Regions from separate parts of the Homo sapiens genome. Here regions 2, 3, 4, 5, 6 and 7 are each linked to region 1. A link is a loop called in an ENCODE intact Hi-C map of the cell type or tissue named here. Cell type or tissue: endothelial cell of umbilical vein. All regions are shown on one strand. Region 1 overlaps RAD51B (RAD51 paralog B). Region 2 overlaps RAD51B (RAD51 paralog B). Region 3 overlaps RAD51B (RAD51 paralog B). Region 4 has its middle 110 kb from the start of RAD51B-AS1. Region 5 overlaps RAD51B (RAD51 paralog B). Region 6 overlaps LOC105370547 (a long non-coding RNA gene). Region 7 has its middle 86 kb from the start of RAD51B-AS1.

The links. Hi-C counts contacts between places; a loop is a spot of excess contacts. Peaks named below come from ENCODE experiments on the same cell type or tissue, not always from the same donor. Only the 100,000 strongest peaks of a DNase experiment are listed, where the experiment ranks them.
Region 2: it touches region 1 in a loop (4-fold over the local background); 13 of 110 quality-filtered maps call a loop at or near these places.
Region 3: it touches region 1 in a loop (4-fold over the local background); 34 of 110 quality-filtered maps call a loop at or near these places.
Region 4: a loop joins it to region 1, with 13 times the contacts of the local background. A loop is called at or near these places in 6 of 110 quality-filtered maps.
Region 5: a loop joins it to region 1, with 4 times the contacts of the local background. A loop is called at or near these places in 5 of 110 quality-filtered maps.
Region 6: a loop joins it to region 1, with 11 times the contacts of the local background. A loop is called at or near these places in 6 of 110 quality-filtered maps.
Region 7: a loop joins it to region 1, with 8 times the contacts of the local background. A loop is called at or near these places in 8 of 110 quality-filtered maps.

Annotation. Positions count from the first base shown.
Region 1 is chr14:68,246,529-68,250,528 of GRCh38, reverse strand. The region is part of intron 7 of RAD51B (RAD51 paralog B); the gene reads right to left. Among named protein-coding and RNA genes, the nearest start is that of RAD51B, 430 kb to the right of the region's middle. In endothelial cell of umbilical vein, a CTCF peak has its summit at 1,944 (motif pointing left); DNase peaks (open chromatin) are centred at 398, 538, 1,938, 3,758 and 1 weaker place; H3K27ac peaks cover 239 bases.
Region 2 is chr14:68,457,456-68,461,455 of GRCh38, reverse strand. The region is part of intron 9 of RAD51B (RAD51 paralog B); the gene reads right to left. Among named protein-coding and RNA genes, the nearest start is that of RAD51B-AS1, 230 kb to the left of the region's middle. In endothelial cell of umbilical vein, no CTCF peak of the experiment used is centred here; a DNase peak (open chromatin) is centred at 2,275; H3K27ac peaks cover 2,693 bases.
Region 3 is chr14:68,143,437-68,147,436 of GRCh38, reverse strand. All of the region lies in intron 7 of RAD51B (RAD51 paralog B), which reads right to left. All of the region lies in intron 2 of LOC105370546 (a long non-coding RNA gene), which reads left to right. Among named protein-coding and RNA genes, the nearest start is that of RAD51B, 330 kb to the right of the region's middle. In endothelial cell of umbilical vein, no CTCF peak of the experiment used is centred here; DNase peaks (open chromatin) are centred at 1,696, 2,306 and 3,856; H3K27ac peaks cover 446 bases.
Region 4 is chr14:68,575,942-68,579,941 of GRCh38, reverse strand. It overlaps a transcript of RAD51B not described here. Among named protein-coding and RNA genes, the nearest start is that of RAD51B-AS1, 110 kb to the left of the region's middle. RefSeq lists an enhancer at 3,369-3,538. In endothelial cell of umbilical vein, no CTCF peak of the experiment used is centred here; DNase peaks (open chromatin) are centred at 1,951, 3,191 and 3,681; H3K27ac peaks cover 3,165 bases.
Region 5 is chr14:67,834,978-67,838,977 of GRCh38, reverse strand. It overlaps RAD51B (RAD51 paralog B), which reads right to left. Exons shown (of 11, transcript NM_133510.4): 4 at 3,782-3,898. Among named protein-coding and RNA genes, the nearest start is that of RAD51B, 17 kb to the right of the region's middle. In endothelial cell of umbilical vein, a CTCF peak has its summit at 1,763 (motif pointing left); a DNase peak (open chromatin) is centred at 1,757.
Region 6 is chr14:68,732,167-68,736,166 of GRCh38, reverse strand. It overlaps LOC105370547 (a long non-coding RNA gene), which reads right to left. Exons shown (of 4, transcript XR_007064227.1): 2 at 3,787-4,000; 3 at 2,028-2,221. It also overlaps the pseudogene RNU6-921P. Among named protein-coding and RNA genes, the nearest start is that of RAD51B-AS1, 49 kb to the right of the region's middle. In endothelial cell of umbilical vein, no CTCF peak of the experiment used is centred here; no DNase peak of the experiment used is centred here.
Region 7 is chr14:68,596,990-68,600,989 of GRCh38, reverse strand. It overlaps a transcript of RAD51B not described here. Among named protein-coding and RNA genes, the nearest start is that of RAD51B-AS1, 86 kb to the left of the region's middle. RefSeq lists an enhancer at 452-621. In endothelial cell of umbilical vein, no CTCF peak of the experiment used is centred here; a DNase peak (open chromatin) is centred at 2,069; H3K27ac peaks cover 1,713 bases.

The DNA.
Region 1 (4,000 bases):
TTCTATAATATTTGAAAACATCTACTTAAAGGAATTGATGAAATTGTGATTGTTTCCCTTAAAAGTAAACTGTATAGCTTGATATCTCAGGCATTATAGTAAGAAAATTAAGCTTCTTGACTCAGAAACAAATATAGAAACAAGCCATGACTCATTTTTACCATCATTCTATTCCAGAAACTTAAAAGCATAGCCTGCATAGTGAAGATCCACATAAAAATGCAGGCACATTTGCTGCAGTGCTAAGAGCAGAAGATATCAATTAATTAGAGAAGTGTAAAAATAAAGACAGGACGAATGAGGGGGACTGGTAGGGAGACAGGAAGAAGGAGTGACAAACAACAGCAAAAATATCTTAAATAAATAATTCAGAATGGATGCTAAATACAAAAGTGGGAGCCAAGCCAGACTAAAGTTCAGATGCATCTAGGGTTACTTTGTGCAACACATTTATTCACTAAAGCGCCAAAGCAGCTATTAGAGGAAACAATAAAGAGGCCCTCTCCCCTGGAAATTTGAGTCCTGCTTTGGAATTTTTATGACATTTCTTCCTTAACAAACAAGAAGGTCTCACCACCTTCCCCTGGCTTCAAAGCCTCACTATGGCGGTGGCCTGAGATTAATATCCTTGGTCTGATTTATATATGTTGTTTGAGGTATTTTCAAAAGTCATGTAGTTTATGAAAGAATTGCAGCTCTAGCAGGCAAACAAATAAACAAGACCCCCATATCTCTAACCTACAGGATTGCCCTGATTACCATGACTCACTTGGTCATTTCAACAATGCCCTTTCATGTCACCAGGGCTGTGTGTGCAAAATTAGGACACTACCTGGACCTCCAGCTAAACACTAAAAAATACTCTAGGATTCCCAGTCGGAAAGTGGTGAGGGTGTGATGTAAGTATGTGTGTAAAACTATAGTCCAGTTGGTTTTTGTTTTATATAACAAGTGGGTTCCTGAAAAGTCAAGATTTAAGTACTTTTTTTTGTAGATTAAAACATTTACAATTCACATCAGAAGCTCACTATTTAATGAAATCCGATTGTGGTTCCAGTTACAAAGAACGCTTTTGTAATTAAAATACAACCTTTTTGTTTGATCGATTTTATACATTCAGACTTGGTTTTACAGGAGTTTCTTAATGTAGGGTATACTTAGAGTATTATTACTAGTTGGTAAGTATTGTTTTGTTTTAATGCTATTCTTTTCTTTTTCAGCAAAAATCCAAAGAAGTATTTCCGCAGCCCAAGTTCATACTCTTCACAACATGAAAGACAGAACTTGCTCTGCTTTATTTAGCTTAGTGTGTCCTGTGGCATGTGAGGCATCCAGGGTAGCAGACACCAGCAAATTGCTAGGAAGAAACTGAGAGGCAATGACCCACCGACTGCACGGCAGTATTTCCAAACCGGTGACAGAGCTGAACCAGGATCAGACTGCTCTTTAAAAACACCTGTTCTGTAAACCTGAGTTAGTGAGGGCAGCATCTTCCAACTGACTCAGCCCAGCCACTGCTGCCCCTCTGCCAGAGGGCCTGGTGCCATTCGGGCAAGGACTCAGGTGCCTTACCCCCAGACCCTTCATGACCCACTGCCACACAAAGGCGAGGGTGCCAGCACCAATGGGCACATCCATCCCAATCTGCCATTTCAAAGCAGCTGCCTGCAGGCTGTGTCCGCCCTCTGCTAGCAGAGTGCAATGGGGCAGAGAAATTAAAATCCAGGGGAGCTGGGGAAAAAAGAAAGATGGAAATCTTAAAGACAGTATCTTGGAAGCATACGTTTTAGAATCACTGCAGCCAGTTCCCTGTCAAGAAAATATTGGCCTTGTTGGTTGGTCCAATCTCATGTAGCCACAGATGGTTTTATGCCTCACTATTCAGATACCCACTCCCCAGAGTAGTGAGAAACAAAGGATGTGGTGCTTTGTGGTGTAGTTATTCTGCCACCTAGTGTTACATGTAAAAACAAACAAATAAATTAAAAAAAAAAGGCTATGTTAGAAGAGTAAAAGTAGAATCATGAACTTCACTAAACTGCATTTTTTTTTTCTTTCCAAACATGAAGATCCTTCACATACAGTGGCAGCCTGGGGAGGCATTGCCAACAATTACAACAGCCCTTCTCATTTGAATTGAATGGAAGGCCAAAGAGCATGAGGTCTGAAGTTTAGGATGTGAAGGAGAAAAGAACATAACCTCAAAAACCCAATTTTAATGATATTTAAAAGGCCTATTCCCTCCAGGTAAGGTAAATACCATGAATACAATAATACAAACTGGAACTGGACAAGGAAAGTACAGTTTCTGTCCTGAAGAAGAGAGGAAAGAGTAAACAGAAAAAATGTGGATTGCTTTTTAAAGTATTATTACTTCTGCAACTAACGCATTATGAAGTAATAAAATGAGCTATGGGCTTGGGGTGAAGGTCTGAGTGTGAGTCCCAATTCAGTAGCTTCCTCGCTGTGCTGGTGAGTTGTGCAATATCTCTGAGCTTCGATTTGGTGTTCTGGAAAACAGCTGTACACTTACACACACATTCTTCCTCCTTTTACAACACTGTCCTGAGGATCAATTAGAAATGTACATGAAGGCATTTTGTAACTATAAAGCGCTTTGCAGCACCCTGAAGACCATTTCCCTCACTATATTGTTCTCTTTTTGCAGTTATGTCTGCCATTTATATGTATATGGCTTTCTGTATTTAACTTGTCCTGGAGTGCTAGTGATCATTCTTAAATAAGTGCTTTCAGGATTAAAAGAAGTATTAAATAGGAAAATGTGCAAGTATGTCATGCAACATATAAAAAATCCCCCAAATAGACTAATAAAGAATTAGCATTACAGTTTAAAATTAGATTATTCCAAGTGTTTCTCCTTAAAATTATGTTCCGTTGAGAATGATAAGCCATCTTGGTTAGTTGTTTCTACTAAAATTAGTATATTCATGAAAGTTCTTAAAATTACAGGGAATCTGAACTGAACTTTCCTTCTTGTGGGCAGAGCCTTCCATTGTGATAAACCAGGCATCAGGAAATAGTTTTTCATTTCCGTTCCTGCACTAACTAGCTATGTAACTTTAAGCAATTTCAGTTTCCAAATGGGCAAAAAGTAAGAGGTAAACAAAATAACCATGCCTTCCAGTTCTATGATGACAAGTTGTTGTTCTGCTTTTGATAGCAAAATTTAAAGACAATTCAAAATCCGTGATAGACTAGCTATAATGTAATTTTCAGAAATGTCCTACAAGTTACATACATTTTTTTTTTCAAGCTGAAGTTTTATTTAAAATGTAAAAGAAATGTTCCCCCAAAATGCTGGTGAATAAAGCAAAAGGATACCATACAGTGCTCTCTTCCTACGAGTTAGCCAGCCTATCCAAGCACAGGGCAATATACAGTACTTAATGCTGGTAGAATTTCACAGTAGTTTAGTGTTAAAGATTATCTGTGCCTAGATTATGAAGAGATTCTCAGTGTGTGATGTTTAGTTCAGGGTTTACTTCTTACTGGGCATGAACAAGAGCCCCTGCTCTTCAGTCACAGGATAGAAAAGACAGCATTAAGTGAGATGGCCACTGTAGCATGGGTGTGTTTGTGTCCTTTATCAGAACTTAGAGCTGCTCAGAAACCACTGCGGGCTAAAACAAACAGGCTACAAGAAAGTGCGTACCCAGCCACCTACCTGGCCTTTCAAAATTGCAAAGAAAGACTTTACTTCCACTTAGCTCTGAAAACACCCTTTGCTCTTTTTAGTAATATTTTTAACAATGCCAAGAAAAGAACTCTATTTATCCAGATTTCCTCTCTCCTTAGAAATGTCAACATTACTCAGGAGTATAGCAAAAAACAGCCTGGAGTTTTCATGATGTGAACGTGAGACCAAAGTCACACTGAGGAGAGATTAAACTTGGAACATGATTGCCAGTAAAGAAGATAACTCCTGCCTAGAAAAAGCCCAGCTGGTGACTTCCGTTACAGAATTCACAACCACACTGGG
Region 2 (4,000 bases), 210 kb before region 1:
ACCACCATGATGGCAGCTCCCAATCTGCCACATACAACTCAATCTACTTTTCTGGGATAATACATTAAATGAGGCAGGATACATAACAGCAAATAAGGGCTTTTTTTTTTTTTTTTTTTCCCTGCATGGATATTGCATGATTCAAGACAAAGAAGGGAGCTGGACAGGGTATCCGTGCGGGCTGCCTCAGCTGTTCGCAAGCTTCCACACTGGCAGTCTTCATTCTGCCCTTCATCCCTGAAAGTCTAAATACAAATGTCACCTCTTCCAGAAGCTTCAGCCGATTTCTCCAGCCTAAAGTCATCTCTCTCTAATCTCTTCATACTTTATCTGTACTCTCTAATTATTAGTTTTCTTTACTGTTTTATGGTTAATGTTACCTCAATTTAACATAATCTATTTGACCCATTCTTGTTGTTGCTGCTCCTTCTGGTCCCACAAACCTCTAGTGTGGTGCTATATACGTAAGAGAAGCTTCATTATGAAATACAAGAATGAATGAGTGAATAAATGCACAAATTGATGACCCACAGAAGCTCTACTGATTCATATCCATTTTTAGGACTTATCTGGTTCCCTCTTCCCAGAGTTAGGGGACTCAGAAAATGCCATAGAAAACAGCAGGCTTCCCAGTCAATCACTGCCAAGATTCTTGGCTTGGCCAGGCCCAAAGTCAAGTCTTTGGTTTCAGCTTGCTATAGCATCACATGTTTTTCCTGGCCTGATCCCACTTCCAAGAGGCTCAGAAAGTGGAAAAGGAGCCACAGAACAGAAAGTGCTGGGCATAGTCACCCCAGGCCTTCTCCAGGATGGCGACACCTTCTAGGGATAGTGTCTGGGTCCTCCTTTTTAAAGTATAGGTGTGGCCCTCATCTGAGGCAACCCAGCCCAGTCCTTCTCCATGGGTGGCTAGGAAGGCCAGTGTGGAGCAGGCAGCACAGAGATGTCAGGAACCTTGGGCACAGGCTACCCTGGAGGCTGCTTTTGTTTGTTTGTTTTTTTGAGATGGAGTCTTGCTCTTGTTGCTCAGGTTGGAGTGCAGTGGTGTGATCTTGGCTCACTGCAACCTCCGCCTCACAGGTTCAGGTGATTCTCCTGCCTCAGCCTCCCGAGTAGCTGGGATTACAGGCACCTGCCACCACACCCAGCTAATTTTTTGTATTTTTAGTAGAGACCAGATTTCACCATGTTGGCCAGGCTGGTCTCGAACTCCTGACCTCAGGTGATCCACCTGCTTCAGCCTCCCAAAGTGCTGGGATTATAGGTGTGAGCCACTGTGCCCGGCCTGGAGGCTGCTTTTATAGACTTCTGGTCCTGGCAGTTTACATGAGTTCCTGCAATACAGCCCCAACCTTAGGAAAAAGTGAGTTTTGCCTATGTGGCCCAGGAAAGCAGACATGAATAGGCGGCCATGAGGCTGAGGGTAAGCTGGCACTGATTCTTCTACTTTCTCTTCTCTAATTCCTGTGCCAGGAAGGCTTCCTGTACACCAGTCATGAATTCTTCCTCTCTTCTATTTCCTTCCCCTTCCCACCCCAACCCCAAATCTCACATTGGTTGGGAGGTGAAAGGAAGAGTGAAATGACCTGGCAGAGGAAAAGTATAAGCAGAAGAGTTTCTTCCTGTAAGGACAGGTGGTAGGACTGGCTTTCTTTCTATCCCTGCTATCTGCTATAAGATGTGGGGCCCAGAGACAATGTAATACGTTCAGCAAAGAGAAGTTCAGCAAGAAGCAATTGAAGTAGATAGCTCCCCAATATGACTTTGCATCCATACACAATTTCCTGTCCTGCTAGTTTTTTAATCCTGTCTCAGTCTCCCTCATGATCAGCAAGATTACGTGGTCGTTGATAAATTCAGTGGGGATTTCCTTGTTGAATGTGTCTGATGCTTTTCATCTGCATGCAAGGGTCCTGTCGAGAAATTAGGGAGGAAGCCCACTGACTGAAATGTCCTTCTACAGGGACCCTATTATCTCACTTCAACTGGAGTCCTAGGCTAATAAAACCCATTGGTAAGTTAAACAAACCTTTCCTCTAGCTATGCCAAGTGTCTGCGACAGAAATCCTTCATGCCAGGGTTTTCCTCCTTGTCCAAGACTTAGAAAAAAGTTGTTTTCTCAGCTGCTTTGAAGCTCAGGAAGAGAGCCAGGGAGGCAAACAAACCAGTTAGTCTTGCATCAGATAATTCAACAGGCTTTTGATAACCCCAAAGTCTTCTGTCCCTTCCCAGGTTGAGCTGAACTCTCCAAGCCAAAGGACAGAAGGGCCGGAAATGCTCCAGACAGGAAGATCTGTGACTGGAATGAGGCCATAGGATCAGGGGAGCTTGAAGTGTACCCAGTGATCCTCACAGGAATTCCCCATTGTGTTGCGAGAGCTGGAGGGAAAGGTGGCAGAGGTCCAACTCCCAGTCTGTAGTTGGATCTTAGACTGATTAGAATCTGCTTCATCACTTGGAAAATCACTCTGCATGGAACACTGAAGCCTCAACACCAGCAGCTTTGCAGGATTATGCGGGCAGAGCAGAGAATGAGTTTAGCGGCATCTAAACTGCCTTCTCATAATAGAAGAGCAAGATCTGTAGAAGTAATACAGTGCTGGAAAATGGCAGGATGGAAAAATGAACTGTATTTGAGCAGGCATGAATTTATTAATTTGTCTACATGTGGCCTACTTCCCAAGTTTTTCTACAGAAATTAGGGGACATAAAGTAAGCTGATCTGAATCCCTAAAAAATATAATATAAATAATAATATACAATATAATAATATGATATATAAATAATATAATTGTAGTCTCTGGGAAGAGTCTCTTAGGAATTTTGACCCTGAGGTTATAAGATCCTATTTCCTCATAGAATATCATTATGCTCTTGTATAACACCTCTCTGGTGATTGTTTTCAAAATGTTTACCTATAATATAACACATCAAGTTCCCAAAGTATAAGAAAGTATTGCCTAGAAAAGAGCTAGGGCTCCTTAAAGAAAATATTAATTTTTTCTGATCAGTAGGATGTTAACTTAGTAAATTATGGAATAGTAAATAGTTCAGGGTCAGAATGACATTTTGAGTTTACGGTTTTTTCCTCAACATTTTATTATGAACCTTTTCAAACATAAAACAAAAGTGAAAGAATTTTATAGTGAATACCCATAAACATATCAACTGGTTCTGCCATTAACATTTTATTACTTGAACCCAGGAATTTGAGGTTGTAATGAGCTATGATTAGCTCTCCAGCCTGGGTGACAGACCAAGGCCCTGTCTCAAAAAACGGAAACAAAAAGACCAAAATAATTTTATTACACTTGTTTTTTAGCACATATCTATTTATCTATCAACCCATCTTATTTTTTGTTCTGGTTGTTATTACATTTCAAAGTAAATTGCAAACATCAGTACACTTTTCTCTAACTACTTTAGCATGCATATAGTTAACTACAAGCTTAATATTTATTAACACAATTTAAAAACCATGTTGGTTTTTTTTTTTTTTTCAGTGAACTTTACATGTGGTTTGAAAGTGTTAATAATTCCTAGGGCTGGGCGCAGTGGCTCACGCCTGTAATCCCAGCACTTTGGGAGGCTGAGGTGGGCGTATCACGAGGTCAGGAGATTGAGACCATCCTGGGTAACATAGTGAAACCCTGTCTCTACTAAAAAAAAAAAAAAAAAAAAATACAAAAATTAGCTGGGCGTGGTGGCACGTGCCTGTAATCCCAGCTACTCGGGAGGCTGAGGCAGGAGAATCGCTTGAACCCAGGAGGTGGAGGTTGCAGTGAGCTGAGATTGTGTCACTGCACTCCAGCCTGGCAACAAAGCTAGACTCCGTCTCAAAAAAAAAGAAAGTATTAGTAATTCTTCCTGAATTATACCACAATCAGAGAAAACTTATCAACTACAAATATATGGTAGTATGCAAATTTATACAGTCAAAAATATGGGCCACCAATTCTTTCTACATTAATATCAGCTTTATTTAGGTATAATATACATG
Region 3 (4,000 bases), 100 kb after region 1:
AGGTTAATGTGTCAGAATTTCAAGCAGAATATAGAAGTTCCCATAGACAGGTCCTTACAGGTAAATTATTTTATATGTTCTCATTTATTAAACTGAAATACATTAAATCTCAATGTGAGGATATGAGCATAGAACTAATTTTTAAAAGTAGATTCCAGGACACATGTATTCATAGTATGTCTTCTGTAAGAAAAGTACAGAAACACATAGTCCCAGTGTCATCCAATTCAACTATTTCTCGTAGGTTTATAGATCTCAGTTGATGTTTTTAAAATACATCAACTTTGGCACTCTCCCCTCAAAGGCCAGGAATCTCTGGCTGTTATGCCTCAAGTGGAATAAGACTCCCGGAGAAATTCTTTTGCCACCACAACTATTTCAGTGTGGTTCTAAGTGGCGAGTCTCAATGCTTGCCAAATTCCTCTGGTCTGATCCCATCTGGATGAACCCAAAATACAGCAAAATAGGACCTTCTATTTCCTGGTCATATTTGATTATCCAATATCCCTCCAGAATCATGCCTGCTTTTTATCTTTAAGCAATCATTGGCCTAAGGCTCTTAATCTAATCTAAGACATTGTGTACAAATAGGCACAAGGAACACCCCCTCCCAACACTGCTATACTTTCACCTTTACTGAAAAAACAATTTAAAAAAAACCCTAAGAGTGTTCACAGCTTTTACTTATGTAGCCATAATTATGGGCCAAATTATATGAGCCTCAAAGTCCCCTGACAATTAATGGTTTCATATGAAGGATCCACTACGTGTTAGGTACATAGTGCCTCTTTCTAATTGCACTTAACTTCCGTTTAAAACCTAAGCCAGGGTCCTCTAATAGAGAAGCAAAATTCTGTCTAGTTCCTTAAGGTCCTTCCCTCTAATTCAAACTCAAGGCATTCCAGTAAGCCAACAACACCCAAGCAATTTGAGAGGCCCTTAAATGAAATTCCCCTGAGTCACCTCCTGCGACGATTCTAAACTTTTTTGTGGGGGAGGGGGCCGTGGGGGGGAAACAGAGTCTCAGTCTGTTGCCCAGGCTGGAGTGCAGTGGCGCCATCTTGGTTCGAGCAATTCTCCTGCCTCAGCCTCCTGAGTAGCTGGGACTACAGGTGCACGTCATCATATCCACTAATTTTTTGTATTTTTAGTAGAGATGGGGTTTCACCACGTTGCCCAAGCTGGTCTCAAACTCCTGAGCTCAGGCATTCCGCCCACCAAGGCCTCCCAAAGCGCTAGGATTATAGGCATGTGCCACCACGCCCAGCCTAAACTTTCTTTTCTTGCTCTGGCCTTTGCTAAATCCATCTTAGCTTTTGTTTCCTAACTCATTCCACCTCCCCACACTACTAGTTAAATAATGTAGTCCTTATTCCTTTTAACAACAGTCCTGGGCCCCTTTATATTGAACATAACTTCTACCTATACTCAGACCAAGTACGTATAATTTCACACTGAAGCTGTTCATCACATAGTTCAGTAAGTTTCAGAAAAACACTAAAAATCCAAAGTTTCTAAAAATGTAAACATAATATTCTACATAGACTATATATTCTAGATTTATCTAATAGTGTTTAGCCAGATGAAAAGCAGGGGCCAAACCCAAGTACTCTCCAAATGTCTTCTTTGGGTGAGTTCAACTTGTACAAAAGTTCTTGGATAGGATGCAGATGCACTGCAGCTAAGTACAGAGGAAAGCCATAAAGAAAAGGGAAATGTATGAATCACAATCAAGATATAAATAACTTTCAGTAATTCATTTCCAGACAATTCACTCAATTCACATATTAATACTGACTTCAAGAAAATACTACTGAACAAGAGAGGCTCAGAATACCCAATAATGAAATACCTATTTTAAGTTATTATTTACACATATCACATTTTTCTGTGAACAGCAGATTTTTATAATAACTTATTAAACATAATATGTGTAACAGGTACTTTAATGTAGGTTATATAATTTAATACCCACAATAACCATAAAGTATTCTTGTTACTTTTGCCATATAACAGAGGAAAAAACAAGTCCCCAAAAGCTTTGGTTCCTTGCCTAATGTACCCCGCCCGTAGGTGGCAGAACAAGATATTCAAACCCAGATCTATCCAGCTCCAAAGCCTGTGCCCTTTCCAGTAGGATGCAGTCTCTGATGGAGTTCTCACTAGTGCTTTGGAAAATTCCTGACACATGGAGCACAGGTGTTATAATGGAAAACCACTAGACAATGGGTCAGAAGACTTGTCAGCCTGGCTGTGGCATGTGTGTGACCTTGGTCTAATCATGTTCCTTCTGCAGGCTTTTTCTCATCTATTAATATAAAATAGGGAGTTTGGATAGTTAATATTTAATGGCTTTTCCAGCTCTAATGTTTTACCATACTGATTCTATGAATTGTAGACAATGCAAAAGCATGTAATAAGGAAATGAGTAATAAAAAGGTTAACTGGGTATTTGAAACAATATAGCCAAGCAAGTCAAAGATTGAGGAAATTATACAGGCAGAAATGGAAAAAAATGGCTTTGTAGTGTTATCTTCCCAATATGAATAAAAAAGACTTTATATAGTATACAAAAAGGTAAACAAGATCCCATCAAAAAAAGAATTTTAGCAAACAAATTCATCTGTTTGAAGTTAAAATCAATTAACATTTTAATTATTTTAAATAAAACACAAAATACAGACATGAGAAAACATAGACAAACCCCAATACAGATATGCTTTGAGGTTTTTTTGTTTACTAGCTTCTGAAGAGGATATGGAGTTCCTTTTATATAAACAGAAATGTGGGTTGGCACTGCCAGGTATAGGGCAAGATAGTTAACGAAGTTTCCAGAAAGAGCAGCAGAGAACAACTCATTGTATCTCAAAAAGCTCTACTCATCAACAAAAGACAATGCTCTACTACAAAAGACAATGACTGTGTGAGATTTTAATCTTGTTTTGCTTTCCATATTAAGGCCACAAAGTCAGTCTGTGCAAGCGCAATAACTTAAAACCTTCATAGTACATGGTGTTCCCCTATATTGAGCCAAGATTCTTCAATCAGGCTTCCTGAGATTCTTCCTTGATTTTCTAAAATGATGACAACCAAGTGCCTCTTTGCTCAGCCGCCCTCACTAAGAGCCAATATGAGACATATGCAGACAAGCTCTGTGGGGAAACAACACAGGCCAGGGGTGAAAGTACACCTAAGCTAGTTCTCCAACAGCTGGGGCTAGACAGACAGCAAATGACCAAGAGCTCTCTGGGCCTTAGGAGGCCAATGGTTTGGGATGAACTGTCAGAATTGAGAAAGTGTCAAATTTCTAGGCTTGTGAGAGAGTACAGAGGCTCTGGTTATCCATCTTAAGTTCTCTCATTAGGTAAATATGTTTTATGTGGAAAAAAAAGATGATGAGCAGCCTGGCCAAAGAACCTAAGATAAATGAAATCTTCCACAGGATGTTCACAGACAAAAAGGCTGAGTAATGTAGAAGAGAAAAAAAAAATCCCTGAAGATGAAGGGAGGGAGAAAAAAATAAAGCCATCAGTTCTAACATTTGCCAAGGAAAGAGAGTGAGAACACTGTTTGGACTGTCCATAAACCAGGTAAAAGTGACGGTTGGTTCTGATAGAGTCCACACACACTTACAATACCCTTCCACCAATGCCAACCACCCTGCGCTTCCTCTGAAGGTTGCAGCTGCTTTTCAAAGCCCCCAGAAAGCAACAGGCAGAGTATAGTGACAGCTGGAAGGAAGGAGATTAGGCAAGGACTTGGCATAAATAGAAGTGTAGCCAAAAGGCACAAATATAAAGGGAGAGAGACAATTTTCCTGTGTGGTTTGTGTGTGTGGTATGGGGGGAGCTCAAAATAAGAGCTAGCCAAAGTTCTGGCCTTGACAGCCTGAAGGGTTTGGCAAGCACAGCATTTCTCATGGCAGCCGGGCCAGGAAATGAAGCTTTCAGCTGTCTGCTTCAATGTTTTGCTCACTGTCACCATTTTCATGTTTGGCCGC
Region 4 (4,000 bases), 330 kb before region 1:
CTTAGGGCCCTTGCTTGACTGGGCCTGGGCTGGAGACGTGGAGGCATCTGCCACACTGAGTCTCTGCTGCAGCCGACGGTGGGGGCACAATGCCCGTGAACCCCATGACCATTTTCTCTCTTCTATTTTCTTTCCTGGACACTCTGACAGTGGGGCAGCCAGCCTCCTTGGAAAGAACATGGGTGGGGAACAGAAACTGGGGTTGTAAGGTATGCCCCACGCACCAGGCTCAGCTCTCTCCAGGCTGATTTGGGAGCTGCCGGTGTGTTTAGGAAACATGCAAATGGGCTGCCAGGTAAAATATAGACCACCCAACACAATCTGGATTTCAGACAAGCAAGGAATCATTTTTCGGTATACATATGGCTCAAATATTTTATAAAACACACTTATACTAAAAAAAGTATTCATTGTTCATCTTAAATTTAAATTTAAATGAGTGTTTTCTATGTTTATTTGCAACATCTGGCACTCTATCCTCAAACACAAACACCCAGCCTGCCTCCCAGGACTTGGTCAAAGAGAAGCTCAGGCTGCTGCTATGCCTTTGATCTGGTGCACCTACGTTACATTCTGTGCTCCAGGAATAAAAGAAATCTCTGAGCTCCCTCAATTCACTGTCTGAGAAGTTAAGAAGTCCCTCCTCTGGATCTCCATGGGTAGTAATGGAGGGGAGGGAGAGAGGAGTTTGGTGATTTGAAAGCAGCTGGACAAAGGACTTGAAACAGAATACTAGGTGCTTCTGGGAGGCCCCTAGAAGCAGAAGTGACTTGACTGTAGACTCTTGAATTTTCAAGGTGAGGCCATGTGTGCAAAGGAAAATTGGTGGTGTCGTCACCAACATGGAGAGTCAAGAGAGCTGAATCTGGCATCAGTGACTGCCAGGAGACCCTTCTGGGCCCTACTGTGTGTCCTACCTCTTTACTCTGCACAGAACCATGGAAGGGGCCAGAGAAGAGGCTACTAAGGGTGGATGGGTAAGGCCAAGCAACTTATCCAGGTCCACACAGTGAGCTAGAAGGAAAGCAAGCCTATGACCCAGCCCCCTGAACCCTTGATATTTCCAGAGAGCTAGGTCTTGGGAAGGTCGAATGACACACCCATTAGCTATCCCTTGAGCATGCTTTCCTCCTTTGTCTTGTCACCTCTCTGTCTGCCACGTGTTGGAAGGCACATGGATCTGGGCAGGGTACCTGAGTCCAGACCACTTTCCCTGAAATTCCCTTCTGGATTTTGGGCTTCACCTTCCTGTGATCTATTCCTTCCAACTTGGTCTCCTTTATATCATTATAAGGGCCCTTTGCCTGTGAGTCAATATATCCTTCAAGGAGAGAGGCTATCCAAAGACATTCAGGACCTGGGGCTCAGGTGTGAAGTGTTGTCTGTTGTCTCTTTGCTTTATACTAATTGCATAGGAAGTCATGTGTGAGGTGGGCCGGCAGATTCTGAAACCTCCATGAAAGCTGCCATGTCATATCATCCATGGCGGGGAAATTACTTTCTTTCTCCTTTTTTTGTTTTTGTTTTTTTGAGATGGAGTTTCCCTCTTGTTGCCCAAGCTGGAGTGCAATGGTGCAATCTCCGTTCACTACAACCTCCACCTCCCGGGTTCAAGCGATTCTCTTGCCTCAGCCTCCCGAGTAGCTGGGATTACAGGTGCATGCCACCACGCCCAGCCAATAGAAAAGGGGTTTCACCATGTTAGCCAGGTTGGTCTCGAACTCCTGACCTCAAGTGATCTGCCCACCTCAGCCTCCCAAAGTGCTGATATTACAGGCATGAGCCACCGCGCCCAGCCATTACGTTCTTTATCTTTGCTTTTCTTTGCTTTCACTTCTGTTAGCAACGAGTTTCAACAGCCATTGCCACATAGTGTTGCATAGGCAGCAACGTGTTCGACAATGTGCTGTTGACAAGCACATACCACAGAATCAGGAAGACCAGTAAGTATTTCAGGAATTTGCCTGATGGAAATGACTCAAGTCTGGGGCCAGCATGAAATCCTATAAAGCAGTAAGGACACCCACCATTCTCCCTGATTTGAACCTACCCTTGAGGACATGTCTGACTCCATTCATTCACTTAATAAGTACTTATTGAGCATGTACACCACGGCAGGTAGGATTCTAAGTGCCGGGGACACAACTTTGAGAAAATAGACCAAGTCCCTGCCTTTAACTGTGTGTGTGTGTGTGTGTGATGAGAGAGGTGATAAACACAAATGTATCTGGTAACAATAAGTGCTATATAGAAAAATAAAGCAGGGGCTGGGCGCGCTGGGAGGCCGTGGTAGGCGGATCATGAGGTCCAGAGTGGGATCCAGGCTCAGTTGTGAGGAAGGTCTGAAGTGAAGGGAGCATGTTGAACCCTGGCTCATGGCTTGTGATTGAGAACACCATGCAGTGACCAGCCTAGGATTCCATTTTTTTTTTTTTTACATAAAATCAGATGAATAATGAGTAAAAGCACATGAATAATTTTACATTTGACTGTGGAAGCATCTAAACTAAAGGAGGGAGAGAGGGTTGTTCTTGGTTATTCCTTTTTGAGGCTGGGCCTTCATCTTCAAAACCTTCATCTTCAAAATGATTAAAATTGTAGACAAGGCCACAGGATGAGAAGGGTCCAGTGGCTTGGCTCTAGTTATCCTAGGGAGGGGCAGTTCCTTGGGTGTCCATGAACTCAGAACGTGCAAACCTAGTATTGCCTCCCAACTCTCTCCCGGACCCATGTGTCTCCTTTTGAGTTACAGTAATAATGGAGAACAACTGGGCCCTCTGTTTTTAGGCTAAAGGTCAAGACCAGAAAAGACTTGGAACCAAACTGGAAATTCTGCTTCCTTCCCCATAACTCCCTGTCAGCTTGTAAGCACCTTCTGTTCATCCAAGTTTTGGAGAAGACATTGGTCTTGTGTTCTGACAGACCCTGGCCTCCCAAGCTTGCTTTCCAGGGAATCTCAGCAAACCACAAACGGAATGCCCCTGTTGGTTCCGCTTTCATCTACCATTTTTTTCCTAAATAAAACACAATGAAATATTTTATCTTGATCTTGAAATACTTGCACACCAGGACCTGCTGTAGAAGATCCCAAGGTAACAGAAAGTTCATCAAAGAGCACAGACTCTGAGTCAAGAGGTGGAGCACCCAAGCTAGGTTCACCTCTGACCCCTTCCTTACTAACATCATGCCCCTGCGTGAGTCCAAACCATTTCTTGCCTCCAGTGCAGCCAAATGACAGAGGTCAGAAGGGTACCACTGATCTGATTGTTAAGAGGCAAAGATGACTCATACCCTAGAAGCTCTAAAGTACCAAGGCCTGGGTCCATCCCTAAGACTGTTTCCCTGCATTCCCCAGGGCTGGCATGCCTGGATGCTTTAGCATCTCCATCTGGAAACAAGACTCATTCCTCACTAAGTGCCATGGAAAGGCTGCAAAGACACTTTCCCTAGAACAAGGGTTTTAAGCTTTATGCATCCTCAACCTTCTAGTGGGGGCTTTACTTCTCATTCCCCAAAGCCTCAAGGTCCTCTGGGTTGGGGGTGGCAGGCAGGTCTGCAATGGTAACAATCCTAATCACGAAAAGGAGGAAGGTGTCCCCTGTGCTTATTTTTCTCCATTTGCCTTCTCCCTTCATGTTCATTCTCTTCCCTTTGGTGCCCTGCTCTGTGACCCCTGGGGCTGAGTGCTAGGAGCTGAATCACCAGCTTCCTTTGCCTCTAGCTTCCTTTTGTGTCCGGCAAATGTGAGGTACAGGCAGGAGGCTGGAGGTCAGGAGGGTGTCTCTTCCCCTGCTCCCTCTTTGCTCTGGTGCTTGGCTATGGCAGGGACTGTGGCCCTTGGGACCACTGCTCTCACCAGGTGGCCACCTCTATGCTGCCAAGACTCACCAGGCCCCAGTCACACTATTTCCTTTCTTTGCTCCTTTGGCTGAGGGCTGGTATCATCTTCCCACTATTGCTAGTTCCTGGGTGCCTCAACATTCCTGTTGCTGCCCTGAAC
Region 5 (4,000 bases), 410 kb after region 1:
TGCTATTAGACCAAAGATGAAAAATAATACAATCATTTCAATCAATGCAGAAAAAAAAGTTTTTGATAAAATGTAACACCAAATTAGTATTTTAGCTAGGAAATGGAGGAAAGTTCTTTATTTCTGATCAAGGATATCTACTTACAGCAAACATCACAGGTTTTTTTTTTTTTACTTTTTTATCTAGAAATAATTTTAAACTTACAGGAAAATGGTATTAATAAAAACAGAAGGCCAGGCGCAGTAGCTCACACCTGTAATCCCAACACGTTGGGAGGCCAGGGCAGAAAGGATCACTTGAGGTCAGGAGTTCAAGACCAGTCTGGGCAACATAGCAAGCCCTCATCTCTACAAAACATTTTAAAAAATTAGCCAGGCATGGTGGTGCACACCTGTAGTCCTAGCTACTTGGGAGGCTGAGGAAGGAGGATCATTTCAGCCCAGGAGTTTGAAGCTGCAGTGAGCTATGGTTGTGCCACTGCACTCCAGCCTAGGTGACACAGCTAGACCATGTATCTTTTTTTTTAATTTAAAATAAAAATAAATTAAAAATAAATAAAAACAATACAGAATATATATATGCATTCTTTTCCCACATCCACCCACCGTTAACATTTTGCCCAATTTACTTTATCGTTTTGCTAGCTCTCTCTTACCTCCACATGTGTGTATGTGCATGCGCATGTATGATACACAGTATGAAATCAGTATGTCAATCTACGCTCCCATTTTTATTGCAGCACTATTCACAGTACCCAAGAGATGGAATCAACCTAAGTGTCCATCAGCAGACAAATGGATAAATATGTGGTACATACATGCAATGGAGTACTATTTCAGCCATAAAAAAGAATGAGATTCTGTCATCTCTAACAACATGGATGGAACTCAAGGTCATTATGTTGAGTAAAATGTCAGACACAGAAAGACAAACCTTGCATGTTCTCACTCACATGTAGAAGCTAAAAAAATTGATCTCATAGAAGTGGAGAGTAGAATAGTGGTTATTAGAGGCTGAGATGGTTAGAGGGAGACAGCCAAAGGTTGGTTAGCAGTTACAAAATTATAGCAAGACAGGAGGAATAAGTCTTAGTTTTCTATAGCACCTTAGGTAAACTATAATTTACAACAATTTATTATATATTTTCAAATAGCTAGAAGAGGGGCTTTTGGATGTTCCGAACACACACAAAAAATGATAAATGCTTGAAGTGATGGATATGCCAATTACCTGATTTGATCATTATACATTGCACACACATATCAGAATATCACACTGTACCCCATAAATATATACAATTATTGTATCAATTAAAAATTGTAATAAAAGCAAAAAAAACTCTGTTTGAGGATAATTTGATATACTCCCTGTACTCAGTTGAAAAACAAAAAACAAAAAAGATTGAAGAAGCTACCTGTAGCTAGAACAGAAAGGAGAGAATTTGCCCCTACTAAGGAGTCAAAGTATTTATATTCCTATTCCAAGTCAGCCAATTAGATAACAACAAAACACCTAAAAGGCTTGTAACTTCTGTTTGGATTTTAAAAAATAATTAATAAAAGCTAAGTGAAAAAGTATTAAAAATTATTCTAAAACTTAAAAAGTAAAAAGAATTTCCCAGTTAATCTTCCTTAAGTTCAATGTTTTTGCTATTTAAATAAGTAAGTTTATGACTGTGGATCACACTGTAATAAACCTTGTTTAAGCAAGTGGAACTTCAGCCCAAAAAGTTTATGTAAAATCATGTGATTCTGGCACCACCTGGTGGCAGTATATTCCAAAAGAAGAGGATGTGTGTGTGTGTGCGTGTGTGTGTGTGTATGTGTGTGTGTGCATTTTTATTAATAACTAATTCACGCATTTATTTACCAACTATTTAATAGGCATCTGCTAGGTGTTGCTCATATAAATCTTTAAATCTCTCTTGGAAGACAGGAAATAAAATATAGTATCTAAAACAGGGTCCCTATCTCCAAGGAAAAAAAATCCACAGTTAAATTATGACTATCAGAATGTAAGAAAATAATCTGTTCTTGTTTAGAAGTTTCCTGAAAGTATTTATGCCCCTAGAACTTTCAAGCAAGAAGTCCTCAGGAGTGTATTGATAAACATTGTCTATGAAGTCACCACATTGTAAGCAGTTTTCAAGGAAAATAACTGCAGTGGTTTTAAAATGTCCTCAAATTCCTGACACTTCTTCCTCCAAAAGGTTGGCCAGGTGTAGTGGCTCACACCTGTAATCCCAGCACTTTGGGAGGCCCAGGTGGGTGGATCACCTGAGGCCAGGAGTTTGAGACCAGCCTGGACAACATGGTGAAACCCCATCTCTAGTAAAAATACAAAAAATTAGCCAGGCATGGTGATACATGCCTGCAATCCCAGCTACTCACTTGAACCTGGGAGGCAGAGGTTGCAGTAAGCCAAGATTGTGCCACTGCACTTCAGCCTGGGCAACAGAGCAAGACTCTGTCTCAAAAAAAAAAAAAAAAGAGGCTAATTTCCCTTTCCTTAAATGTAGGCTTGACTTAATGACTCACTTCTAATGACGAAAAGTGGCAGAAGTAGTGGTGTGTAACTTCCAAAGCTAGGTTGCCAAAGATATCACCACTTCCATCTTGCCTTCTTCAAGACCACTCACCTGGGGGAAGTCAGCCATCATGTCATAAGACTCAAGAAGCCTGTGGAGAGCCTACCTGGTGAGGCACTGTGGCCTCCTGCCAACCACCAGCACCCATTTGCCAGTCATGTAAGTGGGCCCCTCAGAAACAGATCCTACAGCCCCTACCAAGCTTCAGATGACTGCATCCCTCACCAACAATGCTGAGCTAAGCCACTCACAAAGAAACTAAGAAATAACCAAAGTTTATTGTTTTAAGCCACTTAGTTTTGGGATAATTTGTTATCCAACAGTATTAACTAATCCAATAACCTATCACTTCCTAAAAGAAATTTTATCTATAACAGAAAGTAAAAACAGCTCACTTTAGTTTAATACTATAATTTTTCCATATGTTAATAAAATTTCAAATTGTCCTTCCTAATTTATAAGGAGTGATCCTTTTTTAATTCCCCCAATTGTTTCATAATATTATTTCATAATATTTACCACTTTCTTTTTTTTGAGACAGGGTCTTGCTCTGTCACCCAGGCTGGAATGCAGTGGTGTGACCATGGCTCACTCTAGCCTTGACCTCCCTGGCTCAAGGTCAGCCTCCTGAGTAGCTAGGACCATAAGCATGCACCACCACATATGGCTAAATGGTTTCTGGGTTTTTTTTATTTTTTTTTTGGTAAAGACAGGGTCTTGCCTTGTTGCTCAAAGTGCTGGGATTACAGGCATGATATAATCATATATATAAAATATATAATGTTATTTATGTGCATACATATTACATATATGACATATGTGTATATATTACATATATGTGACGTGTGTACATATAAATGTATGTATGCATGTATGTATATATAACATATATGTATGCATTATATATATAACACATATATAAACACACCCAGCAATATTTATCACTTTCTAAGTTAACTCAATGAAACAGCAACCTAAGTAGATTTTAATCAGTCAGCAAGGATTTTGTTTTTAACACCTCTGTTTGCAGAACAACCACACTAAGTACTGAGTGGAGAACCATATCCTTGAAGTACTTATAATTTAATTCAGATTACCGTTCCAGAAATAATTTATGTTTTTTAACTAAACTTTTTCCCTAGCTCTGAAGGTTATAGGTCAATGGAAGAAGGTACGAAAAATTTTTCCTTTACCTCTGTGAGGGATCCACAAGCCACACCACCATGCAGGGCTTCGTCCAAAGCAGAAAGGGTAGTAGATAAGAATGCTGGTGAGAAATCAGCAGACCTTTGTGCTTTTATCCCATAAGCCTAAACAAGAAAATGATTAAGTTTTTTTTCAACCTCTATATATATTCAAAAACATAAACCAACTTTAATTCTCTAAATTTTAGCAATTTTAACCCTAATCCA
Region 6 (4,000 bases), 490 kb before region 1:
TCTTAGGATCATTGCCTGTCATGGCCTAACCCTATTCCCCACTCTATTTTTGTTAACATAATTACCGTTTCCTTTGTATGATTTTTTTTTTAACTTCAGCCCAATTCCAGGCCTCCTTGTTTAAAACAAAACAAAACAGTGCTCGCTTTGGCAGTGCATGTACTAAAATTGGAACAGTACAGAGAAGATTAGCATGGCCCCTGAGCAAGGATGACACGCAAATTTGTGAAGCATTCCATATTTTTTAAAATGAAAAAGTAATAAAACAAAACAAAACAAAGCTTTCAAAACTTAACATTTCTGTGGCGTCTTCCCTGAGTTAATGTAAACAGCCATGGCGATGGGTGCTGCCTGATGGTGAAGCTCCCCTGGACTTGGGTGGCCTTAGCAACCGTTCTGCAGGTATCTCTGGGACATTCTTTTTTTTTTCTTTTTTTTTTTGAGTTGGAGTCTCGCTCAGTTGCCCAGGATGGAGTGCAGTGGTGTGATCTCAGCTCACTGGAACCTCTGCCTCCCGGGTTCAAGTGATTCTCCTGCTTCAGCCTCCAGAGTAGCTAGGACTACAGGCATGCGCCACCATACCCAGCTAGTTTTTGTATTTTTAGTAGAGACAGGATTTCACCATGTTGGCCAGGCTGATCTCGAACTCCTGACCTCAAGTGATCTGCCTGCCTTGGCCTCCCAAAGTGCTGGGATTACAGGCGTGAGCCACCATACCTGGCCATCTCTGGGACATCCTTGAGCATCCCATATCTGTCTGCTGTTGTTTGGGCCTGTCATTCTGTGCTCAGTAGATATGGCAATGTGTCATCCAATAATTGATTCCTTACCAACTTTTTGGTTTTTTTCTGAGATGGACTTTTGCTCCGTCACCCAGACTGGAGTGCAGTGGTGTGATCACAGCACATTGCAGCCTCAACCTCCCAGGCTCAAGCGGTCCTCCTGTCTTAGCCACCCTAGTAGCTGGGACTAGAAACACACACTACCAAATCTGAGGACAAAAAAAATATTTTTGTAAATGCGGGGTGTCACTGTGTTGCCCAGGCTAGCCTTGAACAACTGGGCTCAAGCAGTCCTCTCGTCTCAGGCTCCTGAGGTGTTGGGATTATAGGCATGAGCCACCGAGCCCGGCCCCTTACCAACTTTAAGTTCTTCAGTTATCTCTTGGTCTTTTCCTCTGCAGATAAGTAATCTTAATTCCCATAATTAATTTTATAACCCAATCAACACAACTTCTTTTGAAATCACTGCATCCATCTCTCCTAATTTTTTAGAGTCTCCATTTTATAATGAGTGGCTAAGCCCTGAGTACCTAGAGACTGATGAAAAGATTGCATGGTTTATCTCTGCCTCTCTGCTTAGATTCCTGTTTAATAATCATTAAATCTCTCACGTGTCACTTCTATTTACAGTATACGGAGCACCACCATGTCTCTTATCTCAGGCCATCAGCCCTTCTTAGTGATCTTATTATTTCCACTGATTCAGGTTAAGCTTGGCCTACTGTGGGCTTTATTTAGATCATCTTTATTATACCTGTGGGTAGATTTTGCAAGCAGGCCCTAGCACAGGTTCACTTGTGGGTTTCCTTTTAAAAGGTCAGTGTGAAACAGGAAATGTGACTAAGAAAATCTTCTTCCTCCATGAAGCCTCACTTCATTAACTGGAAGAAAAGCTCCTATCCTGTCTCCCCCCAAACTTGCTCATGGCCCAGACACATTTCAAAACAGCACATATTTCCCAAAACACTGACACGTGCATTCTAAGGCTCGTGTGTGCGGTGAGTGGTTCTTTGTCAAGTTCGTTCTGTGAAGGGGCCCTGTCGTCACACCGATCACTGTTCTTCAGATATCTGAGGATGTGCAGGGGCCTGAGGGACCTGGAAACCTGGTGGCTGAGCAATGAGGAGAGTGGAACCCATGGTTGGAACAGTTGGCCATCCTCATGCGGATAGGGGCAGAGCCAGAATGGGAATCAAGGTCTCCTGACTCCCCGGCCACATTAACCCAAGTAAACCCCATGTCTACCTCCTTAGCTTCCGGAGTCCCCTGCATCTTCCTCCTTGTGGGACACAAGCCAGGTACAGTTGCAGGGTGGACATGTGGTTTCCAAACAGGATGCTGGGCAAATTAATCTGGGATTCCTGATTGGGGTTCTTTAGGAGGCAGTAGTGGCTACCCTTTAGATCATCTGGTTTGTGACCTTGTTTCAGTTTTCTCATCTATAAAATAGAAAAATAATAGTACTTATGATGAGGTAAAAATAAATGAATACACATAAAACACTTAGAACAGTCTTGCTGTGTGATCACTCCATAGCATTAGTGATTATTATTCTGGTGGGTTGGTTAGCTTTCCTCCATTCTATTCAGTTCAATGGGGGTTTGGCATCAACCACAGGCTTTGCCGGGGCTGTGAAAATGGCCACATTGAGGCTCCACCTTAACCCTGGCCAGCCTCCCAACAGCCAGCCATTTGTCTTAAGAAGAGCTGAAAGAAATAATCTAATGGCGCAATGCAAAGTCAACACTGATGGGGCTGAGGGGTGTCTTTTCGGACAAGACGTGCAGTGGGGAGCCCACCTGTGAGTTGGCCTGTTTCACGGCTGCGTGCGGTGCCCACTCCTCACAGACTCTGAGTGAGTGGCAAGGTGGGCCCGGAGTCAATTCTGGCTTGGCAATGGATACTGTTACTGAGGGCATGGGTTGAGGCACAGGAGCTTGGGGCTCCAGATGCTTGGAGTAAATGTGAAAAGGGAGTGTGGGATGATGTGAGTGGGAGCTGTGGATGGGTTCAAGCGTGCTGAGTCCTGGCTTGACTCACCCTTCCAGCTTCTGCTGTAACTGTCAGTGCCTTTGTCTGCATGCTGGGAAATCCCTGAGTGCTGGGTTAAACCCCAACCCTAAAAGGCACGTAGACACTTCTCCTGAGCTTTGAGTTGCTTCATTCTGCCCAGCAGCTTCCTGAAAATGTAGTCTTGCCACACCAGAGGAAGGATAGACCCATAGCTGTGGGGGACCCTGTGTCAGCAGGATTTACTACCGGGTGAGCTGGGGCTGCAACAGCACGTGTGAGCAACTTAACAGGGCTGATGGTTTTTCAACAAATTTTTAAAAATTAAAAAAAATTTTAAATTTTTGTCGGGACATAGTAGGTGTGTGTATTTATGGGGCATGAGAGATATTTTGATACACGCATACAATGTGTAGTAATTGCATCAGGGTAAATGGGGTATCCATCACTTAAAGCTTTTATCCTTTGTGTTACAGACAATCCAATTATACTCTTTTCGTTATTTTTAAATGTACAATTCAATCATTATTGACTATAGTCACCTTGTTGTGCTATCAAATATCAGATCTTATTCATTCTTTTCGCTCTTGTCTCCCAGGCTGGAGTGCAGTGGTTTGATCTTGGCTCACTGCAACCTCCGCCTCCCGGGTTCAGGAGATTCTCCTGCCTCAGCCTCCCAAGTAGCTGGAATTACAGGCGTGCACCATCATGCCTGGCTAATTTTTTTGTATATTTAGTAGAGATGGGGTTTCACCATGTTGGCCAGGCTGGTCTCAAACTCCTGACCTCAGGTGATCCGCCTGCCTCGGCCCCCCAAAATGCTGGGATTACAGGCGTGAGCCACTGTGCCTGGCCAAGATCTTATTCATTCTTTCTAACAATTTTTTTTGTAGTCATTAACAAGGCTGAAGTTTTAATGCAACTTACTTTTATTGCACATGCCATGCATTATGCACCAATCTGTGTTCTTCCAATGCTACCGGGAACCTCTTACCTTTGTATCAGTTCATCGTTGTCCTCTTCTCCAACTGCCTGTGTACCTGGGTCAGGGGTCCTCTTTTATCGAGTGGAACAAATGTGCCCAGGTACAGAGAAATGCTTTGTGCTATTGTCCACCAGGCAGGGGCATTTTCTTTTCTCAAATATTCTTGGTAAATAGACGAGCAGTCTTTACTTGAACGCACTGGGTGTCATATGCCACAGCCCTA
Region 7 (4,000 bases), 350 kb before region 1:
AGTTTGTGTTTCACGGGTACCCACACACAAGAATTCTCTAGAGCTGTAAAGTAAGGAAATACCTCAATTCTTATGCTTCAGGCTGTGCAAAACCCAACCATGTGCTCAGAAGCAAAATGCTCTTTAAACACAAAGAATATCCAGGACAGCCCACTAAGAAGATGATTTGGCCACCTCTGGTGATGATGATGACACCTGCCACCAGCTTTTCCCTAAAGGAGGCTGGGAGAGTGAATTAATTGACATTTTTGAGCACTTGGAGTTCTCTGGACAAAGGCCTTTATAAATATAAGGCATGATTAAAGGGTATCAGTTTGCTAACTCTCAGAGCTTGGGTTTTATCAGGCCATGAAAGGAAGGAAATGCCAGGGGTCCCAATGGCAGAGGTGATCCACAAAGCCCTCTACTGTGGCCCCAGCGGGTGCTGATGTAGGGACCGTTAACCTAAAGGCATGCAGTCCTCCCCAGGACTGCACCTGCCAATGCCGAGCCCTGTGGGCTGCCAATACCCAGCCTGTTGGATAATGAGGGCTGGCTCCTGTGGGATCAGTTAAGCAGTACACACTCCCAGTCTAGAGTTTAATACCCTAGACATGGGTGGACATGGGAAACTCAAGGGGCCACCAGCATGCTGGCCCAATGCCAGAGTTTAATTAGGCCCTAAATCTCCAGTGATTACATGACGGGCCCAGTCCCCTGAGGCCAGCCAAAGGGAGAAACATCCCAAACAGCATTGTATCGGCCTCTTTTGAGTCTTTCCCCTCAACTCATTGTTTGTGGAGGCACTGCTTGTTAGTGCAAAGAATCCCTTCCAAGTCACTGAGTAGCTGTACAGAAAATCAGAGGGCCGCTGCTTAATGATCTCGGCCATCAGGTAGGCTTTCCCACACCTGCCTGCTGCATCCCGTGGGACAGGGAGTCCTGTAGGGGGACAGGGTATAGATGACCACAATCACACTTCCACTCTTGGGTTTCGATGGGGGTTTGGTCAGAAGTCAGCAAAACTATGACTTGTTCAGAAAACAGAATGATTAGGCTCTCTGAGAGACCCCAAAGGCCCAACCACTCTGCAGGACCAGGGCCTGGGACCTGCAAGTGAAGCCTAATCTTTCGGGAGCCCCTGGGGAGGAAGAGGATTATGTGAAGTGGTTCCGAAAGGAGGAAGGACCTGAGACTTTCACAGAATTTCTGTCTTTTCCTTCTTGTCTCCATCCTTCTTTCATAGCCTTGGAGGGGAACATTCCAGCTTCTTATAGTTATGGTGAAGAAGGCCAACACCAGCATGTCACTCATGGTCCAGACCGATTTCCTGATCTGGGTGGCCAAGGGTGAGAATAACATTTCCACTGAGCTGATTGATGAAGGACACGGGTACAAGTTTAATGTAGATGGGGCGGATCTGATGGGAGGTCGTGAGAAGAAAAACTTTCTTGTCTTCCTCTGACTTTCTGTTTTCATTTGAAGAGAGTAGGATTAAGTTCTTAGGTCTTAGAGTCAGATGGCCTGAGTCTGCAACCTGGAAGAGACCACCTAGCAATCTGGTCCTACCCATTTGGGAGCCTACTCACCCCACGGTTCCTCTACTTGCAATGAGTTTCCTAAACAGGGCAGGGCCAGATTTCCACCTTGCGCAACTTCTGCTGTGGCTGGAGAAGGAGGATGCTAGCCTCCTTGGTGTTTACGAAATGAGTTATGATATGTAATGTTAGAATAACGTCCAGCACGTAGTATGTTTCGTATGGCAACATCCTTTCCCTCCTCCTCAGCCTGGGGTTGGTTGGCTATGGAGATATGCCCACACTACCACCACTCCTGGCAGCCCCCTGTGTTCAAAGAGTGTGGGAATAGGGTACTGGCCGATGTCCGACGGTCAGCACCGCAGTGGGCCATAAAGCAGCGGCAAAGGGAGCGGCCAGCTCAGATACGGCGCAGGAGATGAAAGTCGGCCGTGTTTTCCTTTCCAAAGTGCTGCTGTGTTCCTGAAGGCCTGCAGCTTCCTCTGCCCTGCTGGGGATTTTTTTTCTTCCCAGTTCCTCTCAGTGATATCTTAAGAGGCAAACTTCCAGCACTAACAGGAGGTCTTTTGTTCTCCTTTTCTCAAAGCGGACTTTAACCCAGTTACTACAGACTGAGTCACTGTAAAAACAAACAAATAATAATAATACTCCATTTTCTTAAAGGCTCTTCCATGCCTGCTGACAGAAAAGGGGGAACCTGACACTGCCCTGGGCCTGTGGGGCTCCTCCCCGCCTCCGTCTTCTGGAGGCACAGCCCACGAGAACCTTCCAGAACACACTGGAGCCCGGCACCGTGGAACTGTTCAGCTAGGCTCTGGCTTGTTTGGAATTTCATCTGACTTGAAGGGGCCCGTGGACTCAGAGGAATTTGGGTCTCAACACAGTCCCGGTGGGATTTACCCCAGACCGAGGAATGCTTGTTTTACTCCTGGATCTGCTACACACTAAATTCGGGACTTTCCTCCCTTCTCTACACTTTAGTTTCTTTTTATGTATGTGGAACAGGAGTATTAGACACTCTGCGATTTTATCAGAAAGGATTTTACAATGGTTATACTGTGATTTCTCCTTTTCCCTGAGTACATCTCCTCCTGGCTGAGAGTTCCTGGAGGGGGAATGACAGCTAACACATTTCTGAATCCTTGGTCTTAAGCATGGTATTTGGTTCATGGACACACAAGGTGTCTAGTAGACGTCTGTTAAAAGGACACATGAATGAATGAATGAATGAATGAGGTTTGAGTTGGTGTGCTGTGCTTGGTCTGACAATGATATCAACAGGAAGCTTCACTTCATCATCATCAATAATAAAAAGGTAAGGCTTAAGGAGTTCCTACTGATACCACCTCTTTATGTAGAAGTAGCTTTCTCTTCTTGGGAAGCTACTTGTACTTGAGAATTTAGATTTAAAATCAGACCGAGACTGCCATGGGTCTCTAGGACGGCCGTCTATTTTTCTAAGCTGGTCCCCACTTTAACAAATCCCAGGAGCTGAAGCAGTAGGATCTTCATTTACTCTGTTGGGTTTGTGCCCCCGAGATACAGTCCTTTCCATTTCAGCATCAATCATTTGAAAAGTAAATATCTCACCTTCTTGTGACCTGGCAAGGATAGAGTAGAGTTCTCTCCATCAGGGTCAATTTACATCTGTGTCCTTTTTTTTTTTTTTAACTTGTATTTTAGGTTTGGAGGGTACATGTGAAGGTTTGTTACATAGGTAAACTTGTGTTACAGGGGTTTGCTGAACAGAGTATTTCATCACCCAGGTATTAAGCCCAGTACCCAATAGTTATCTTTTCTGCTCCTCTCCCTCCTCTTCTCCCTCCACCCATGAGTAGACCCTAGTGTTTGATGTTTCCTTCTTTGTGTTCATAAGTTCTTACCATTTAACTCCCACTTACAAGTAAGAACATGTGGTATTTGGTTTTCTGTTCTTGCATTAGTTTCTTAAGGATAATGGCCTCCAGCTCCAACCATGTTCCTACAAGAGACACGATCTTGTTCTTTTTATGGCTGCATAGTATTCCATAGTGTATGAAGTCTTAACAAGGGCAGGAGTAGGGTGGGAGTCTCATTTTATAGGGAAAATGTTCCTTGGCTGGTCCTTCCTTCCCTACTCTCTATCCTGTCATCCTCAATGTCCCCTAACAACCAGGAGTGGATGACAGTAAACAATTTCAGTGTTGGGACTGATCTGGCCACTCCCCACTGGGTATGGTTCCCCCAGACGGTGCACAGCTCCTGGCCTAGCCTCAGTTTATTTCTCTGCTGTAGGAGAGCACGGGCCCCATTCTCAGATTGCCTCTTCCAGAATATGCCTTTAAGAGGAGGAGTAAAAAATTCCAGGAACAGGCTTCATGTCAATGACAGTAGCTGGCTAATTTCTTCTGAGAAAATGGAAACCTTGGTCTCCTGATGTGTGCAATGACAGGCACAAGAGGAATTTTCCAATACAACAAGGGAACGAATTTTCTAAGGACAAG